2 separate regions of the Homo sapiens genome follow, and region 2 is linked to region 1. Evidence: chromatin loops called from intact Hi-C (ENCODE). Cell type or tissue: HCT116. All regions are shown on one strand. Each heading gives the region's core, and the rest is flanking DNA. Links, peaks and the distances in the headings are about the cores only.

The links. A loop is a pair of places that touch in the nucleus more often than their neighbours do. Peaks named below come from ENCODE experiments on the same cell type or tissue, not always from the same donor. Only the 100,000 strongest peaks of a DNase experiment are listed, where the experiment ranks them.
Region 2: it touches region 1 in a loop (2.8-fold over the local background); 1 of 110 quality-filtered maps calls a loop at or near these places.

The regions. Positions count from the first base shown.
Region 1 is chr6:170,259,614-170,262,533 of GRCh38, reverse strand. It overlaps LOC154449 (a long non-coding RNA gene), which reads left to right. Exons shown (of 3, transcript NR_002787.2): 1 at 1-118. Among named protein-coding and RNA genes, the nearest start is that of LINC01624, 11 kb to the left of the region's middle. In HCT116, for the core only: a CTCF peak has its summit at 1,631; a DNase peak (open chromatin) is centred at 1,653.
Region 2 is chr6:169,949,335-169,952,254 of GRCh38, reverse strand. It overlaps LOC107986674 (a long non-coding RNA gene), which reads right to left. Exons shown (of 5, transcript XR_001744483.2): 3 at 1,853-1,946; 4 at 826-911; 5 at 1-208. Among named protein-coding and RNA genes, the nearest start is that of LINC00242, 150 kb to the right of the region's middle. In HCT116, for the core only: CTCF peaks have their summits at 1,278 and 1,479; a DNase peak (open chromatin) is centred at 1,514.

The DNA.
Region 1 (2,920 bases), core at 96-2,595:
GGCCGGGAGCAGCGCCTTCTTTTTAGGAAACGACGCTTCAGGCTCAGGCCCGTCCATGCTCCTCTCCCGTGTGAGTGCAGAGAAGGTCCTGGGTTCTGTCTGCTGCTTCACTCTGGGGGTGAGTGTGCCTCTGGAGTCTCTGAGGGGGCGCGGGAAGGACCTTCAGTTCAGAGCATTTAACCAAAGCTTTTACGGCAGCCGGCGGGGCAAGGGCTCCCGCAAACTCCGAGCTTGAGAGACAGCACCTCAAATTTTCGAACCCTGGTCCTCGTGGAGCCATGCAACGCTGCTCCAAGGAGGGCAGTGGCGGCCCTGGCGCTCTGGGAAGGCCTGGAGGGCTGAGCCTCGGGCAGCCAGCACCACCCTTCCCTCCCCTCGGTTCCCAAGAATCCCAGAGCCATTGAGGAATTGAGGCTGCCACGTTTTAGGCACCCCCAGGATGAGTACAACGTGGGTTTAACACGAGGGAGGCTGCCGCGCTGTCCTGCTTGGTCACGTTAACTATCCACATTTTCCCAAGGAGCAAGGATGGGCGCGTTTCCTCAAGGTTCTTTGGTGGTGGTTTCAGTCTCTGGCTGAGAGAACTGACTGCGCAGGCTTAGTCCTCATTAGTCCAAGACCCAAAGCTTCCAGGATGCAGACGGGAGCTGCAGTGAGCACCCGTGCACCTGCTGATTCTCCATGAGGTCCTGCATGGCCGTGGTGGGCTCTTTCTACAGAAGCTCAGGACTTGACTTGTGTTAGGATGGAGAGTCATAGTGTTGTCTTGCTTTACTTTTTTATTTTTAAAAAATAGACACAGGGTGTTGCTCCGTTGCCCAGGCGGGAGTGCAGGGGTGCAATCACAGCTCATTGCGGCCTCAACCTCCTGGGCTCAAGCAATCCTCCCGCCTCAGCCTCTCAAGGAGCTAGGACCACAGGCACCACCATGCCCAGCTCATTAAAACAATTTTTTTTTCTTTGGTAGAGATGGGATCTCACTATGTTGCCAAGGCTGGTCTCAAACTCCTGGCCTCAAGTGATCCTCCTGCCTTGGCCTCCCAGTGTTGGAATTATAGGCATGAGCCACCATGCCCGACCTTGTTTTACTTTTTATAAATCATGTATATAAACATATTTTATTAATCCCAATACAACCAAGGCCTTCAAGTCCAAAAGACCTGCAGCAGAGGTGGCAGAGGAGAGAGATATGTAAGTGCGGGAAAAATATTCTTAAGGTCTGTTTTCAAGATTTAGTGAAATTTTGGGAAAAGGTACGGAAAATATTTTCATATTTTTTACTTACAATTGTCACTGTGAAAAGAGTTGCTTTTTATGGAGTGACATAAATTTGAAAAAAAAGGTTGTGTTTAAGAAATTAGATACAGCTCTGAAGTATACATGGAATGTCATTCGGCTCAGTAGAATGTGGTGTGTGGGCAATTACCCAGCACGGTAATTCCACATTACAAACCTTTAAATTTAAAACAGATCAAAATAAATCAATTTTGTAAGTGGCTTTACCTAGGTGCAGTGTTTGCATTATGCAACATTTATTTAATATTGTCACGCTGTCCTTGAAGAGCCCGTTTATTCATATTTTGGTCCTCAACCAGGAGCAGTATCTGCTATCTGCACAGCTGCCTCTGGGGGCAGCTCCCAGATCAGTGGCTGCAGAGGCACAGGTGGTGGCTCCACCTGGGCGTGGTGTGGGCTGCGGTGGCCTCCGAACACCTCCGGGAGTGAAAACCCAAACTCTCCTTTGCTGTAAAGCATAATTTTTGTTTTAAATCCTAGATTGAAAAAACCGTGTCACTGGAAGTTAGGAAGCAAACTTCAATCCTAGTATTGTTTTTTTTTGAAATGGAGTCTCGCTCTGTCACCCAGGCTGGAGTGCAGTGGCGCGATCTCGGCTCACTGCAAGCTCCGCCTCCCGGGTTCACCCCATTCTCCTGCCTCAGCCTCCCGAGTAGCTGGGACTACAGGTGCCCGCCACCACGCCCGGCTAATTTTTTGTATTTTTAGTAGAGACGGGATTTCACTGTGTTAGCCAGGATGGTCTCGATCTCCTGACCTTGTGATCCGCCCGCCTCGGCCTCCCAAAGTGCTGGGATTACAGGAGTGAGCCACTGCGCCCGGCCCAATCCTAGTATTCTTAACCACAGTCATTTGCCATTTTTCTTGCACTTCTTTTTCCTATGTGCACTTTTTACAAAGTTGCAATCATAGTCCAGGAACGATTTTTACATTCTGCTTTTCTTTTTACTCAGTATGTTATCTGCAATTTCTAAGTTGCTACATAGTCTTCAAAACCATAATTGTAAAAGTCTGCTTAATACTTCATCGGGCATTTATTTTGAAAATTCTCTGTTCTATAAATGACACTATGACCAATATATGCCCCTCCCTCATGCCATGTTAATTACTGGGTCAAAGGACATAAACATAATTTTGTTTCTTGATACACATTGCCACATCTCTCCTCCCCGCATTGAACAAGCTTCAGTATCACTAATATATAAGGATACATTTCACCACAACTTATCATTACATTTTTGTAACATAATGAAATAAACGATTATTTAATTACATTATTTGACCATGAGCAAGTCTGGCTATTTTCTCATTAAGATTTACAATTTTTCTTTCATGTTTATCTAAATCATATTAATGGATTTCTTATCGATACATTTTTCTATCAATTTGTTTGATCTTTTTATGTAATAAATAATCCCTTATGCTGCTTTTTAAATCTCTAGGATTGTCAGAATATATCGGGAACATCAAAGGCCATTTTTTAATTGTTTTTTCCATAGAACCTGCATTTATTTTTACTTTAATGTTTTACCATTTGGTTGATGGAAGTCACACTTAACTGCCAAAGGGAGCTGTTGAGTTGGTCAACCAGTGTGCAAATCTGATTTGATGTCATGCCAGCCCA
Region 2 (2,920 bases), core at 294-2,793, 310 kb after region 1:
GCCTCATGACAGATTCAGAAACCTGTATTTTGTTTTCTCTTTTTTTGTTCTTATTCTGTATCTGAAGGTGGTTCATAGTCTATCTCTTCTTGTATATCTTGTTCCCAAATCATATTAGTGTTCATTGTTGAGGCTCTCACAGTGCAATCTTCACCCTTACCCAACAAGAGCTATAGACATCAGGTGACTCCAAAGATGGTGAGTTCACCTAGAAAATAAGGATTCAGACTCTTTTACCTACCAGGCACCCAAGGAGATACATGTCTATCCAATTATTTTATCTCTCCAATTATTTTATCTCTCCAATGTTCCTGTTTGAGGCCTGGAATGGCACCACAAACCTTAGATGATGATGACTAGCAGACAAAACTATACAGAATTAGAGTATAGTGTATTTGATCCTTTGTATCAAACATCCCAGTGTGAGATCCTCTCAACCCTGTAGTAAACTGAGGCTGTGTTTTTAGACCATGGATAAAGAGCATTAATAATACTGTTTTGTGAGACAAGGAAGGTGCTGTGGCTGTTTTCGACAACCAGTAGAATTGGTACCCTCCGCAACTGTTCCAGTTATCTAATGCTATGTAACAAACCATCACAAAACTTGGTGGCTTAAAACAATAACATAAATTCTGCTCACAAATCTGCAGTTTGGGCAGGGCTCACTGGGGACAGCTCATCTCTGCTTCACTTGGCCTGGTCTGGGGAAGCTCTGAAGCTGGGAGCTGAAGTCACCCACAGACTCACTCATGCCCTGTGTCTAGTGGTTGATGGGGAGAAGGTTCAGTAGCTGCAGCTACCCAGGCATTTCTCTCTATACACAACCTTTCCATGTGGTCTCTCAGGCAAGGAAGCTTCTGGATTTGTTGCAGGTTGACTTGGAGCTCCCAAGGGACATGTTCTGAGAGAGACTGCTGAAAAGAATTACATCTCTTTTATTACCCAGCCACAGAAGTCACACACAATTCTACTACATTCTATGTGTTACCAACAAGTCACTAAGTCCAGCCCATATTCAGAGGGAGGGGAGTTAGATTCCATCTTTTGATGAGAGCTGTCCAGGGATGTGTGGACATGTTTTAGAACAACCCCAACTACCTGCATGACTCCATGATACCACACTTTAGCTAAGACAGAGTGTCCTTGATGTGAATATGATAGCTTTCTTATGGTAATTTTACATTGGGACAGAATGACTAAAATAAAAAAAGGGCTGATTAGGATCAGGATTATGTAGACCAAGAAGAGACTTGGCTAATAGGGTCAGGATGATGAAAAGCGTCTGTAGGTCATTCACAGCCAGAAATGTGGAAAGATGTGGAGGGGCAGAAGCTGCTGCAGTTGAGCCAGCGAGGATCCTGCAGGAAGAAGATCAGCATGGATGCCCCAGTTGTCAAAATATTGAAATGTTTCCCTACTAGATGAGAAAAATCTGCTTATGGGTACAAGTCACCCAATAATGCCACCTGGTGGCACCAAGGGGAGAGGTGACAAGGCCTGAGGTGGCAACACAGGAACAGGCTGGCAGCATGAGGAATGGACATCTCGCCCTTCATATTCAAGTGCATGCTGGCCATGTGGCCTCATGGCTGTTCACCAGGGAAAGAGCTGGATGCCATTCCTGATGTCAAATCAGACTTCAGATAGAACACCACTTGGCTACTGTCAATCTTGTCAAACAAAAATAAATCACACCAGCAATTTTCTAAAAATAAGATTTGGAAAATTTTAAAGTGATTTGATGAACAACTATGCCACAACTTATGTCATTTGATAAGCAGTTTTATGAAATACATATATACATAGGCACATATATATACACACATTATATAAATGTCACCCTGAAGCTCACCTGCCAGGTCTCTTTATGGGAGTGCAGAGATTCAGCTGGATTTGTTGCAGGTTCTCCTTAAGTCCCAAGGTTTATTCAGAAGAAGTTGGAAGTTCTCAAAGGAGGTGAATGGTGAAATAGTTAATGGTCAACCTGTGGCTAAGCTAAATTCCTACAAATGATTTATTGCTTCAAGCAAAATTTGCTTAATTGAGGTATAATTTATGTGTAAGAGAATTCATCAATTTTCACTGTAGTGTTACAAATTGGCAAATGTAACTTTATAGTCATGAAATCACCACTACAATCAACATATGGAACATTTCCGTCATTTCCCGAATTTCCTTCTGTCCCTTTACAGCCACTGTCCCCCCAACCTCCAACCCTGGCGCTGGCAACACTCCTCTGTCTGTCGCTGTGGTTTTGCCTTTTCTAAATTTTATATAAATGGAACCATATAGTATGTACTCATTTGCATCTGGCTTCTTTCACTTAGGATGTTTTCAAGATGTATTCACATTATTGCATCATATATGAGCAGTTCATTCCTTTTATTATTATTTCTTTGCAGAATAGAATTCATTTTTTTAATATATGCCACAATTTATTTATCTACTCACTAGTTGAGAGTCACTTAAGTTACTTCCACTTCTTGGATATTATTAGTAAAACTGCAGCTATGACCATTTGAGTACAAGATATTGTGTGAACATAAGTTTTCACTTCCCTTATGTACGTACTTAGGAGTGAGATTGGCAGGTTGTGTGTTTTCAGTTTATTTTTTAAATTGCCAAGTGTCTTCCAAAGTGTCTGTACCACTTTGCATTTTCATCAGTAACGTATGAAAACTTCAGTTACTCCACATTTTCACCAACACTTTGTAGTGTCAGATTTTTTTCAAATTTGACCATTCCTAGTGTAGTGATACCTCATTGCGGATTTAATTTGAATTTTCTTAATCACCAATGAAGTCAACATCTTTCTGTATGCTTATTCCCATTCTAGCTCCCTTAGTGAAGTGTCTGTTCAAATCTTTTACTCAGTTTTTTAAAAAACTAGGTTGTTTATCTAATTATTTGTGAGTAGTAA